Regions from separate parts of the Homo sapiens genome. Here all the other regions are linked to region 1. Evidence: chromatin contacts called from ENCODE Hi-C or POLR2A ChIA-PET data. All regions are on one chromosome and are shown on one strand. The core of a region is the stretch at or near the end of the contact, and the rest is flanking DNA. Distances in the headings are between cores, read along the strand shown.

Region 1 (4,655 bases), core at 1,366-3,865:
TCTGGCATAAAAAGAGAGAAAGAGAGAGGAAAAAAAGAACAAGAAGAAACAGTTAAAGTTTTTGTCTGAGAGATTATTTGGGGATAGACTGCATTTAAAGAATGGAAGAGAATAGAAATGATACAATGATCTATTTTCTCATGCCCTATATTTTTATTGAGCCTTTTCCTTGAATTGGGTATAAGGAATATAAAGAGGTCCTATAAGCAAGATGCTTGCTCTTCAGAGTTTGGGAAGGCAGGAAAGGCATTTAACTGGACATGTATAACCACATGTTTACACATCTGTACAATCTCAATCCTTATAACAACCTTTAACATAGGTATTGTCAGCCCTATTTTAAAGAGGAGGTAACTGAGATTCGGGATGGATGTTTTAGTGACTTGCCCAAAGTTACCCAATAGCTAAGTGGCAGAGCCAGGCCAAGAACCTTGAGTCCTTTTCTCTGTCCACTGTAACACACAGCTAAGTCTTGGCAGAGGACAAGGACTTTAATTTAATTAGGCTTTGAGAGAAGGGTGGGACTTAACCCACAGAGGAGTGGGGATTTCGGTTAGGCTGAAAGGTGAGAACGAAGCAGGGATCTGTGAGTAGACCTGTTTGACTACAGAGAGGGTTTCCTGGGAGCGAAGTGGGAGATAAGCTGGGAAAGGTAAGAAGCAGGATAAGAGAGAGTTTTAAATGGCTAGATAAGAATTGCAGGGAAAGGGGGACCTGATTTAGAGGGGAAGATGTTGATGACAAAACCAAACATTTTAGAAAACTCATCGGTAGTGAGTGGTACAGAGAAATAATTAGAACTGGGGGAAACTGGAGTCAGAAATTCAAGTCAGGAGTTTGGAATACTGCAGGTCTGACAAGCAACAAGATGGTAATTATATAAAGTAGGTCTGTGAGAGCAGTGGCCCAAGCCTGTGGATTTCTTGTAGCATTCTATTGTTTGAAAAAGTATAAATTATGGACACTCAATACTTGAGATATAGAAAGAAAATCAATGGCTTTGGAGTCAAATAGACCTCGGTTTCAATCCAAGTTCTAGCTGATTTGGAGAAATTTACTTACATAACTTTGCTGAGCCTTTGATTCCTTACGTTAAAATAGGGCTAGTAACACTCAATTTACAGGATGATTGAGAAGATTAAACAAGACACAATGCTGGATTCTGTGCATCCCTCTACAATTTTTGGCAGATCGGTAAATGTATGGCATGTCATCAATCAAAAAACAATGAGGCCTGGTGTGGTGGCTCACGCCTGTAATCCCAGCAGTTTGGGAGGCCGAAGAGGGTGGATCACCTGAGGTCAGGATTTCGAGACCAGTCTGGCCAATATGGCGGAAACCCCGTCTCTACTGAAAATACAAAAATCAGCCGGGTGTGGTGGTGGGCGCCTGTAGTCTCAGCTACTCGGAGGCTGAGGCAGTAGAATCACTTGAACCCAGGAGAAGGAGGTTGCAGTGAGCCAGATCATGCCACTGCACTCCAGCCTGGGTGGCAGAGTGACCTGTTTAAAAAAAGAAGAAAAAAAAGAGAAAGTTATTAATTCACTATATTTTTAGAAGATGGTGGGTTATATGCTACCTATATCTCATACAAATAAAGCTGCTTTTCACCATTCAGGTCTGCCTGTAAGCAGCATCTGCCTTGAAAGAACCATTTTCTGAGAATCTTTTTCTTCTGTCAGCCAAGGGGATTATACCGCATGATATCTGTCAAGGATAAACGTTAGTTAATTCTTAATTGAGAGCTCAGCCACTACAATTGGTTCCATTCTACAGTAATTATTCTCATGTGGTTTGTGGAACTCAATTGTGAGGTCCCTCCTTCCTCCACCCTTTTCAGTGTGTGCATTGAAACAGCAGCCTTAAGGTCTTTAAACGGGGAAATACATTTTTCTTGCTTCAGAGATTCAATTTTACTTGCCCGAGAAGCTTGTGTGGTGTGATTTTCATCGCTAAAAGCAACAGCAGCCACATGGCTGACAACACCACCACTTAACAATTCAAAGCTCGGTCACCGTTTTCAGGAGTCTCTTCCAAATCTTTCTGAAGTGCTTTTGAAGTTCTACATTCCCCGTCTAAGGGAACACCCAGCAGTCCCAGGATAAAAGGGCAGAAGGGTGAGCTGACGTTTTCCTTTATTTGCATGGCTTAAAGCTAGCCATTTTCTACACCACGCGCCGCCGGGCTTGTACATGCCCGTGTGCCTGTGACACCGAGGCAATTGTTTCTCCTTAAAAAGGGGGTTCGCGTGGGTTAGTTTCGTTTCTGATCTGGAATCTCAGTAACTACAACAAGAAAAGTTTAAAACTCGACCCGCCAGGTTCTTCCCCATCGGATTATCTCCGTTCCTTAGAGATAGCAGGAAGGGCAGCATTTTCTTCCATCCACCCACTTCCAGCCCTAGTCTGGCTCAGCGAGGAATGCATAAAATTAGTGGACTCCTCTGAGTGACGTTCCCCGGCTCCAATCAGCGGGCGCGCAGGCGCCCCCGGCCCCGCCCCACTGCTGACTCTCTTTGGCTGATTCCTGCAGGGAGGGAGGAGAGAAGGGCGGCAGTGGGAGGGGGAGGTACCTGGAACTGGGAGTGATGTCAGCTCCCAGCTCGGTGCCTGCCCGGATTCCTGACATGGTGTAGTGCAGGCAGGGTGGGGAAAGGACGGGGAAGGACTCGTGTGCTGCGAGCTGGCGGCCGGGCCGGAGTGCTGGGGCTTTGAACTCCGAGAGGAGGTGGACCAGAACTTTTGGAACTAGTGCCGGCGGCTCTCCACCCCCCAGGTAAGGGCGTTTTGCTCCACTCCCAGACGGGAGGGAAGTGGCACCGTTGTGTGGCTGCAGCTGGCTGTTGCAGCTGCTCCTCCTCTTCCCCGGGTCGATTTCCTTGTGCAACTCACTCCTGTTTCCCAATGGGAACGGGCACTTTTTGGGGGTGGTGGGGGTGGAGGGGTAGGGCTTAACTCCTGGGGCTTGGACCGAGCTTGTACGTGAAGAATACTCCAGGATTGGACGTTTAGGTCTTGTCTGTATCCTTAGACCCCCACACCCTAGGCTCCCGGTAATACCTGAGAACCCCAACCAGAGGGGCGTGTGTGTCTCTCTGTCTGTGTGTATTGAGGCATTTAAAAATGCCACAAAAAATTATGGATCATCGACTCAAAAATTATGCTCGTTGAAAAGAAAAAAAAAGTTTTGTATTTTTTTGTCTCCTTGTGGCCTATTATATATTAAAAGAATATCAATGTTAGTCTTATATATCAATGTAAAATATCCTTTTGTGTAATCCAGTCAGGATGTGAGAAATTCACTTGGGGTGTTTATTAATTATGAGCTTGCGGGAAAACTCGTCTCTTGGGGGCACACTTCTAAAACTGCAACTAGTATTCACTCATTTTAACCGAGAAATCCCTTCAGCTGCCAGCTTTATATCTGGAGAGGTTAGGATGGCTGCTGAGAATCTTCAGATCTGTTTCCTGTGGCTGCTTGAGGGGCGAGCTGGTAGTTGTGTTTTCAGGGATCTTTTTTAGAGAAGGGAGTTTTAACAGGGAAACGCGGTGGAAGGCGTGGCATATAAACTCTTAATTATAGGGACGTGAAGTTTTCAACATGTGGGACCAAAACAAATCCTTGCTTTCAGTAAGAACTGCGGAGAGCAATAGAAAAAGAACTTGATTTCAAAGTCCAAGTTTGGTATTTTGAGAAAGCAATTGCGGGAGGAAAAAGATACTTTTAAGAAGTGAAAGAATAGAATTCTGATTTTTGTTTATTTCCTATTTCAAACCCTGTCTTTTTCCTATGTGGAGATTTTGTGTGCCCAGGTCACTAACTGGGTGTGATTGACTTTCTCGAGGGGGCGGGGAAATTGACTCCATACACCGATTCAGGACCCTCTCATCAGTGCTTTAAGGCTCTCTTTTGGAGCAGGAAGGAAAAAAAAAAAAAAAAAAAAAAAGTAAGCGCTGAGACTCCTGAGTCAAGTTTCCCCTTTCCTTCACCGAAGTTCCTCCTCAGCAGTGAGGATCCTACTGTTGCCAGGTCTGGAGGAAATGGGAGTGGACTTCATTGTGAGTCAAAATCCGTATCCCAGGCCCCTGAAGGGAAAAGGCATTTCCAGGAGATGGAGAAAGAAAGAAGCCACAACAGTAGGTCTAGTAAACCCAAGTCAGGAAAAGGGATAGAGGACTATAGATGGGGTTCTCTATCTTTCTAGCCAAATGATCATTAGGTTTCAGAACTAGAAAGAAGTGTTTGGTTGTGCTGTTGTTTATGACATACCTGGGTCTGTATTGTTGTTAGTTCCTGAAAAAATTAAATAGAGTGGATAAAATAGCAGGCTTTTTGAGAAAGGAAAATTCGCTTTATTGGAAAGACAACATTTTAATTTTGGTTTGTATTTTGGCTTAAGACACAGAAATTGCAAATGGCTCTGCAATAATGGTGAACAAGTCTTTTCTATTTATGTTCTATGGGGAGTACATAAAACATACTGTATTTTCCAGTGTACTTTTTCAGTAGGATAGAGCTGTGGAGTGGAGTTCCTGTGGGCTAATGTGAACTCACGGTAGTGTTCCTTGGCTGATAGTGTTCCAACTGCATTTGTAATACCAAAAGATGGGGCTGCAAAAGCCAGACGGTTCAGTAAAGAAGAGTATCTTTAGGAT
Region 2 (4,655 bases), core at 819-3,318, 450 kb after region 1:
TCCCCGGCGCGCCGAGCTGGACGAGCGGGCGCCAAGACCACCAGGGGCGGACCGACGAGGAGGAGGCCAAGGAGCTGGGCCGGGGACCGCGGGCAACCGGGAGCCTGCGCGGAGAGGACGCGGGCTGTTGGCCTGTGAATTTAAGGAGCCCGAAGCTCGCCTGGCAGCTCGGGGCGATGCATGAGAACCTTCCTCCCTGGCCCATTCCCGGGATGAACTGAGTGGGGAGCATCGGCTAGAGAGAGGGAGATCTTTTGCTTAGAAGAACAAAAACAGTTCCAGATTTCATATCTAAATTGCACTTTTTGCTGTTTCAGAACTGCTGGGAGACATCTGGAGCCGGTCCCAAAAAACCCGCGCACAGGAGAGATCCCCCTTTTGAATTGCAGAGGGGGACCGACACTCCTGGAGCACGCACACGGCCCTTTTCACTCATGGTCGGGAGTCTAACCCATCCTTTCTCTGATACCCTACCTGCTTGTCCCCTCCCCCTCAAAAGTCCCAGGTTACAGATTCTTGGAAGACTGTATCCGAGTCGCTGCAGCCAGCGGACAGATGCAGTGGAACTATGGTTATGTGCTGCTCTGCCTGGGAGAAGCGACGGGAAAGCCGAGGTTCTTTCCAAAGCTAATGGGCGGGGAAGAAAGACTGCTCGGAATTACTGGGTAGTATCATCTAGGAAAGGATTGCAGCGGGAGTGGATACCCTCCCCAGGGCTCCTCTAACTTTTTGAAAAGAGCGCGAGTGGACTGGGAACCATTCAAGGGATATTTGTCTTCTAGGCAATCCTGCTGGTAGGGTTCATTAGTTTCTAGAAGGCTAGTGTGATTTAGATTCTTGAGATGATTCAAGGAATGTGGCCTTTATCAAGCCCGACTTTCCGGGTGATGCTCCACATATTTTACCCAGGGTGGGAGAAATAGCACGCTGTCACCGAGACCCTCGCTCATCGGGGCTCCCACTGGTTCACTGCAGCTAGCTAGCAGTTAAAGTTTACTGCTTAGGTTGGGTGGGGGGGCATATTTTCTTAGAAGCTCCTGCCTTCCTCAGTTCATTACTGTAAACCCCGTACCTTAAAAGACTCGGCTTCTTCTCACTAACAAAGAAAAAAAGCAAAACAAAACCAAAACACACACACGCACACACACACACTCTCTCTCTGGGAATTTCCACAACTTCCCTTGAATGTGTAAGGATTTCTAAATGTTAGACTTGTTTGGATAGTATGAAAGGACAAAGTATCAGCACTCAGAAATGTCAACCTTTGAACCTCGAACACTTTCTGATTTATAAAAAGAATCCTTCCAAAAAGATGCAGGAGCCCTAATGTAATCGTTAGATCTGAAGGGGGAAATCTGTAAAAAAAAAAAAAAAAAAAAAAAAAAAGTCAATCACAAATGAGCCATTTAATACTTGCAAGTTGTTTAACATTGAAATGATAATATTTGCTTCCACAATAAAAAGTCCAAGGTACCTAGCCAAGTTTCAAACTATCCAGGCTTTAAAAAGTCAACCCTTCTCCCAATAGAAGGTTAAAACAAAAATCAGATTGAAATTATCAAATCACTTATGTTGTAAATAAATTCACTTTACTTTCAGAACATTATAAATTAAGGACTGGCATCAATAGACTGCTTTGATTTATGTTGCTTTTTCTACTAATTAAACAAAATTAACCCCCCACTCCTTCCCTCCTTTCTTTTTCCCCACACACTTTTCTGGTGTTAATGGCAAAACATCTATCAAATATTTTTAGAATTTCCTCTCCTCCACAAAAAGAGAAAATATAGACACAGGAAAAATAAATAGTCTTTATATACTCGGAATACCAAAGTTCCCTCCTAATTTATTACTTCACCTTTTCCTTGATTTACAATCTTCTCTCTGCTCTTCTGGCTGAAAGAGGGAAATCTTCTCAGCAGTCTTTTCCAGAAATATTTTTTGTTGTTCTTCAGAAAACATAAAATTAAATCTTAAAATGAATTAAAAGCTTCTTGAAAGGAGACTTCTGTTCCCACTAAAGGCAATTATTAGAAAGCAGGTACCTCTTCCAAGCTGCCCTGTTTATTACTTTCCGTAGAAATTCTCCTCAATATATACCCAGGACCCTGACTTTTTGCCTGTTTTGGAAAGGATATTTTCTGACATCATAATCTAGTTCCTAACATAACTGAGTAATCTCCATCATAATAATGCAGAGGATGCATGACTGCAAATGAGACACAGCAAGAGCACCCCCTACCACCTCCCTCCCCCCCCCGTCCCCCCAGCCCACACACACACCTTTTTTCTAAGGTTTAGAAATAGAACAAGTGCCAATAGAAGCTAAATGTTTGCTTAGGCCTTGCTGTCATGTAAATGCACCTTAGCAAATGGGAAGGCCTGCCTCTAATCTGAAGTATTTCCATGTTTAGCATTATAAGATCTACACCTACACAAATGCCTAGCCCATGAGCACCAGGCTTCCATCTTCCCATCCCCAGTGGCAGTTTATTACAGTATATCAAATTTTAAAAGAGGTTGAAAAAATTTTAAATGCATTACTCTTAAATTCAGTTGAATACCCAGTTAATGTATATCTCCTGTCATAGCTTAGAAAAAAGTAAATAGCATTTATGCTTAGCCTCTTCATCCTTCTTTCTTCTTTCCTCCTTAACCCAAACAGCAAACAGATATACATTATAAACCAAATATGAATCTATAGCACTTTAAACAGTGCACCTGGGCTTGGGAATTCTCTTATTACCAATAAGCATCCAGATTTCACATTTACCAATCTGTAGCTGCAAGCTATGTCTCTAAAATCCCCTGGAACCAAACAACTAAACTCATCCCATCTCTTCTCCAAACTTTTTTCAATGTTTACAAAGAGACGTTGCATAATCAGCTCAAGTAATGCTCTCATTGGATTCCATTAGAATGTGGCTCTCATCGCTCGCCTGGACTGAGACTTGAGAGGAGGCTGTTGCCAGCTGACCTCAAGGTAGCAAAAAAGAAAAAAAGATGTAATGCCTTCAAACCCCAAGTAACAATAGGAAAGGGTGTGTTTCTTTATTAAATCTTTTTGTAGTTAGGTGAGGATAAGACTTCTCCAGGAACAGGGCGGGCTGCTAACCTCTGGAGGAACTGCCTCAGGGAGGAGTGTATAGATATGCATCAAGCTGATGGGATCCTCCCATGGGAAAAGTGGGCCTCACACCCTTCCTCACCCTTCCCTACTTCCTGGGCAATGTTCTGCTTCCCCCAAACTGAAGCAGGAGGCCCAGAGAGGAGGCGGTTTCCTGGGAGGAACCCAAACCAATGTGAGATGAGAAGGTCTTTAGGAAATGGGGGTCTCTGAGAACCGGTTCTTAAAGGTCAAGCACTTGAGCACCTCGCAAACTCCTGACAATTGAAACATATCTGAAGAGTCTTCTTCAGATATGTCTCTGTGTGTGTGTGTGTGTGTGTGTGTGTGTGTGTGTGAGAGAGAGAGAGAGAGAGAGAGAGAGAGAATATGAATGTGCAGTGTCCCAGTCCTGATCTCCTGGACTGGTGCCAGCCAGCCAGATGCCTGCCCTTGGCTGGCCAAGTTTTTGGCTCCTGAAAGTAGGCAGCTCTGGACTTGTACGAGGCCACAGAGAGAGTTCCAAGCCCCACCTGGCTCAGGCGACAACCTCTCAACCTGAAGTCAATCTCCGGTGGCATCACAGGGCCCTCCTGGCAGCAGCCCAGTTCCCCACATGAACCGAATGGTCCTTTCTTAAATTTTGAGCCGGGGGCTGCCTAAAAGGGGCTGCCCCCGCAAGCATTTTACCTCCCTAACACCATTCTCTGCCCGTGCCACGCTGGCCTCGAAGTCCCTTCCCAGGGCAGCACCCGGACTGAGATGTCTAAACTCTCCGGCAGGAAGGATACCTATCCAGACACCCGCACTGGATGTCCTGTCTGTTTGGCTTTGAGCTGGTCATTACGGTGTCTTTGGATCCTGCCTAACTTTTCTGTAATTTTTATCAGAAATAAGGCTTCAGGAGAGCAAACGTTGAGTTATGCGCTCCTTCTCTGGAGTCTCCTGCCCTGGTGTTTGCGCTCCCACTGCAGCAAGGGAGGCCTGAGTCTCTTAGGGCAGGGGTCCAGGGTCTTGGGAGAGGCCTTAGGGCAAGGGGGATGATCTTTTTCAGCCTCCCCTCCCCTCCTCCCACCCAGCGTCCTCATCCCCACCGCCTGCGATAGACTTGGGTCGCCCATTAGGAAGCTGATCCGCAGGGACGGGGCAGGCTTGGCTCCTGGGGATCTTAGGCTCCATGGGAACTTCGGGGGTCTCGGGGCCCGTGAGCGGATCTAGCTACTACTTCCCCTAGGTTCTCCTCGGGCTTCAGTCCCTAAGAGTCTGGACTCCGGACTGCCGCACAGAATCCTTCTTGCCCGGAGCGGTATTATTGAGGTCTTTGCGTTCTGCCCCGCCCTGTCCCGCCGGCTTGGGTGCTTGGTTTCTAACCCGAGTATACTCGGAGTCTCTGGTCCTGCGCGCCCCCCTCCTCCCGGGAGAGCCCCGTATCTGGCTGCGGGTAAGGGAAAACTTCGGGAACCCCGAGACCCAAGGACAGGGTCGGAGGGAGCGCGCGAACTTCCTCTGAGCAGGGCTCTTCCTCCCCTCCCCTCTCCCTCCAGGTCAA
Region 3 (4,655 bases), core at 1,370-3,869, 340 kb before region 1:
ACTGTTTTCAAGACTTCTGCTAAAAAGAGGATAGGTTAATAAGTCATTAATGTTTTGGCTCATTCTCTTCAAAAACAATATGGAGGAATTTTTCTGGTAGACACTGGAAAAAAGAGAAGGAGAAATGTCAGCTTACAAAAGAAATGTCTGTGTAAATACAATAATTACATGGCAGTGCTTGATAATTCTGTACTCAAGCCCCCTGGGCTCCATGTTATAGAGCTCCTCTGGGAAGGCAGAGGGAAGAACCAGAAAAAGGAGACTTATTTCTGCTAAGACGCAGCCAGACCCTCTGTGAAAGACCTACAGAACTTTGAGCACAGCTTCCACTTAACCACATGTAGCTATCAACCAAAGTTTGAGCAGAAAACTGTGCATTCATATAATTTGACTTGCTTTGCATTTCTCCCTTTCCCTTTTCTTTTTATATTTCAAAAAGAGATAAAAGTCTTCTGTAGATATAACTGACAAAGCATCAGTCCTTAAGGATTTAAGAATCTTAAGACTGGGCTGGAAAAAAATGCACAAGCAAAGAGTAAGACCTGCCTGGCCACATTTCCTTAGCCACATTGCTTATGGATTGTCAGACTTTGACTCATAGTTTACAGCTTAGTAGCTCTGTGACACTAGGGAGTTACTTGACCTTCAGTTGCCTCATCTATAAAATGGGGATAATAATAGTTCCAACCTCATGGGATTATTGTGGGGAAATGAGATAATCCATATAAGGTATTGAGCCAGTGCTTAACATATACATGCTATTGCTCAATGTATGCTATCAATTATTTTAATAGAAATATATATTATAAATTGTATGCAGGCTTATTAAGCAGTAGAGATTTCATCATTCACAACAGATTTTTTTTTCTGTTGCCTTTATGATCTCCTGAGTTTTAAAAAACGCACTAAATATTCCTATCTCAGACCCTGTCTCAGAAAACAAACAAACAGAAAAACCAATAAGTAACATTTCTTCTTTTATAAAACCTCCAACCTTCTTTTTGTTCATTGGTGAAGTAAAGATCATTAGTGAAGTAGATCTTGGCTAAATAGAGTGGCTGAAAGTAGAAAAACAGTGCACTTCACAACCACTAGAATAAGGCTTTTTTTCTGTCTGGCTTAGTTACATGATACAATTGAGTCTATCCAGGCTTAGTTTTAAGTAACCATTTATTTGGCTGAACAAAATTAGAGCTTGTGTGCATTTATTATAACATATATCCAGGCCCTATTTAATCTCCTAGGAGAAGAAATGTACTAAATGATATACTGATGTCGTGGAAGAGCTTATCCAACTTAATTAAGTAGACTCTTTATTCCCATATAGTAAGTTAGACATTCCGATTCTTTCCGATGATTCTGCACTAGAATTTAGCTGACCAGGGAGTTGGTTGTACATAGCATGGAACACCTTTCTTTTGCCCACAGTTTAATTATGTATGGAGAGTAGAAAAGAGCTTTGGTATGAAAGCCTAAATACAGTTAAGATACAATGAGCTGATGACAAAGATTCTCTCTCTCTTTCACTCTCCTTTTAAGTAGCAATGCAACTGCACCTGATTAGAAGACTGATCTTTGAAAAATAAGTTAAATTCAAATCAAGAAAAGTTTCTTGAGAACACAGTTATCTACAAGGTACTGTGATGAGTAGTATGAATAATAATAAGACAAAGACGTTAATGTCACTTCTCTCAAGAAATCACCATTTAAGGGAACAAACAAATAAGTCCAGACCAGATAGTAATAAAATGTGGGAAATGCTACACTAGTAAACAAACAAACAAAAAAATCATATAGGAACTGTGATGAAGGCACCAATTCCATCAGGGGAGCAGGGAGGAAGGTGCTAAGGGAAATTTTGCAGAAGTGACATTTGAATTGGATCTTGGAGGATTTCCAAGATTTTTGTGGAAAGCAGAAAGGAGAGAGATAAATAAACAGCATGAGCAGGAGCAGAGAACATCAGTGGTTAGGATGAAGCTCTAAAGATTTGCTAAGACCCAGTTATAAAGCATTTAACGGTCTTCTAAGATTGCCTGGGCTTTATTGTGAAAATAATGGAGAAAATTGAAGGTTCTTAGTTGGGGCAGGTTCAGGGACCTGAACAGGTTGAGTTTGGGGGAAGGTGCATAAGAGTGGGGACACAGGGCAATGTGCTGGCAGGGAGAGTGTGTGAACAAGGAAAAGGTCTTGAATTGTAACTCTGGAGAACATCTCGTGGCGGGTTGTGGAAGAGAAATTTATGAAGGAGGCTCCTAAGAACTGCCTTTTGAAAAAAGGAATCCTGAGACAAGCATAAGAAAGCAAAGAAAAAGAGTGATAAGGAAAAGGAATCGATCAGCAGTGTCAAACACCGTACACAGATCTAGAGGAAAACGAAAAAGAAAGCTATTTGGTTGAGCAACTAGACCATTTTTAGTGGCTCCTTTGAGACCACTTTCAATAGAATTAGTAAGGTAGAAACCAAATACCATGTCAGACAAGGAAAAATAATACTTGCAATGCACAGGAAATTTAAAGATAGGCAGGAGCTGATGTTGCATCTCTCAAGGAGGGTAGTATTTAAGAGCAACCAATGGAAATTATGAGAAATAGGAGCTAAAAAGGTCTAATCCCCAAAACCAGACAGACGAGAAACATTTGCAGAATGATGTCATCCTGCCTCCTTGGGTGATACCACTTTGTTCCTCAGATGTTTAACCCAGCCTGCATGAGTCAACATCTATATTTGGGCATAAGGAGAACTACCTTTTGTGCTATGTGCCAGTTCAGAAGTCTGTTTTTGCTAGTCTGGTTTAGCTCTGCCAAATTATTTTAGGCTTATGACTGCATCAACAGCCCATGGAAATTAATCTGTTTAATATCACATAGCTCTAATTCCAGCACACTTACTTCTATTCAATGTAATCTTAATTGGTTTTTTTCCCCTTTGCATTTGGAAGACACAAGGTTTATATTTACAAGTACATTCATAGCAGATTTTAAAAGGCAAAAGTGGAAATGTCAGAAAAACCATATATAGAATCCAAGAGCTTATATCAATTACTGAACATGACTAGAATAATAGTAATAACTTCTGTGAATTAAGTGCCTAGTGTTTGCCAGACAATTTTCATTGAGTATCTTTGATTCTATAACCCTAAAATGTAGCTACGATTTCCATCCAGAAAAGATTAAGTAACTTGATTACATTCACTCAGTCAGCAAATGGAAGAGTAGGGACTCAAAGCTAGACCTGACCCCAAAGCCCGTGGTCTTTCACCACTCTGTGCCCTCTTCAAAATATCATGGTGCCCATTAATGCAAAAGAAAAGTGAACTGGCTGGGTGCAGTGGCCCACACCCATAACCCAACATTTTGGGAGGCCGACGTGGGCAGAGCACTCGAGATCAGGAGTTCGAAACCAGCCTGGCCAATATGGTGAAACCCTGTCTCTACTAAAAATACAAAAAAAAAAAATTAGCCGGGCGTGGTGGCACATGCTTATAATCCCAGCTATTCGGGAGGCTGAGGCAGGAGAATCACTTGAACCTGGGAGGCAGAGGTTGCAGTGAGCTGAGATCTCACCACTGCATTCCAGCATGAGAGACAGAGCGAGACCCTGTCTCAAAAAAAAAAAAAAAGTGAACAAAGTCATATAAGTTATGTTTACAAGTGATGACCGAGATATTCAGTGGTAGAAGCTCTTTTTAGATGTAAATTACTCATCTAACTTTTATTGGGAAGTAAATATTTCAAAATGCATGTGGTTGACCAGACTTAATAGTAAATGACTCTATTTCTAATGGGATATCAGAGGAGAAGGCAAAAAAGGAAATAAGATAGAAGCATTACACAACAGAAACAATGTCTGAAGGAAAATTCAAAATTTAAGAAGAGCTGGAGATGGGTTCTTATAAGATCTCGTAAGATTATAATTTTTCTGGAATTTTGAACTATAGTGATTCATTCTAAGGAAAAGAAATCAGTTCACAGGAAAAGAATCTCCCTAAGATTATTTCCCATCCCCACAAGCATTGAAAAATGCTTTTTGCATATTACACAGAGAAGTTCTGCTTGTTTTTCTCAACCCCTCCTTGTCAGACCAGGATGGGATGGGGAAGGGTGGCTTACCTTTGTAGACCCCCTGCCAGAGAGCCTTCCCTTGGCATGGAATCTAAAGTAGTCTCCCAGACAATCTCTAGCACATCACTGAGTTATATTTTCTTCATAGCAGTACCTGAAATTATTTTGTTTACTCATTTTTTCACTGACTGGATTACCCCCACTAAATTTACGCTCCATGAGAACAGATTTTGTCTTTTTGATTCATGGCTAAACCTGAAGCACTCAGAACGGTACCTAAAACAATGCCTCAAAAAAAATTTACTGACTGTCTGAATGAATGAATGAGTTAATATTGCCAAGGGCACAGTAATGTGAATCTGCAGCTTAAAGTGGAGATCTTCACCCAAGAAATAAGTTTTGTATCTCTCCCTGAAGAAAGAAACAGTTATGAGGGTGGGGAGTTTATGTTCATGGGCTATTAAAGGAAAACTCAGAAAGATGGTGTGGTAAAAAGAAATATGTATTTGGTCTTTGTTCCAGTTCTTTTTGTTTGTTTGTTTGTTTGTTTATTTTTTGTTTGGAGACAGGTACCCTCCAGGCTGGAATGC

The links. A loop is a pair of places that touch in the nucleus more often than their neighbours do. ChIA-PET counts read pairs that join two places held with the same protein, here RNA polymerase II (POLR2A). Pooled maps may share reads with other maps.
Region 2: a loop to region 1 is called in a pooled map, with 2.9 times the contacts of the local background. The contact joins the promoter of PTHLH here to the promoter of PPFIBP1 in region 1. A Hi-C loop is called at or near these places in 1 of 50 pooled maps. POLR2A ChIA-PET finds 5 or more read pairs at or near these places in 2 of 52 experiments (BJ and SK-N-SH).
Region 3: a map of tibial artery shows a loop between it and region 1 (4-fold over the local background). The contact joins the enhancer-like site here to the promoter of PPFIBP1 in region 1. A Hi-C loop is called at or near these places in 1 of 168 maps with a recorded cell type or tissue (tibial artery) and 5 of 50 pooled maps. POLR2A ChIA-PET finds 5 or more read pairs at or near these places in 3 of 52 experiments (HCT116, MCF 10A and WTC11).

Annotation. Positions count from the first base shown.
Region 1 is chr12:27,521,591-27,526,245 of GRCh38, forward strand. PPFIBP1 (PPFIB scaffold protein 1) reads left to right here and starts at 2,616. Exons shown (of 30, transcript NM_003622.4): 1 at 2,616-2,775. RefSeq lists enhancers at 1,433-2,034, 1,932-2,391, 2,638-3,238.
Region 2 is chr12:27,970,665-27,975,319 of GRCh38, forward strand. PTHLH (parathyroid hormone like hormone) reads right to left here and starts at 2,069. Exons shown (of 6, transcript NM_198965.2): 1 at 1,859-2,069; 2 at 1,263-1,355. RefSeq lists an enhancer at 4,453-4,655.
Region 3 is chr12:27,177,317-27,181,971 of GRCh38, forward strand. It overlaps the pseudogene LOC124902904. Among named protein-coding and RNA genes, the nearest start is that of STK38L, 65 kb to the right of the region's middle. RefSeq lists an enhancer at 1,652-1,701. Within about 2 kb of position 2,620, at least 10 of the 41 ENCODE cell types and tissues checked have a DNase peak (open chromatin) inside an H3K27ac peak, as active enhancers do.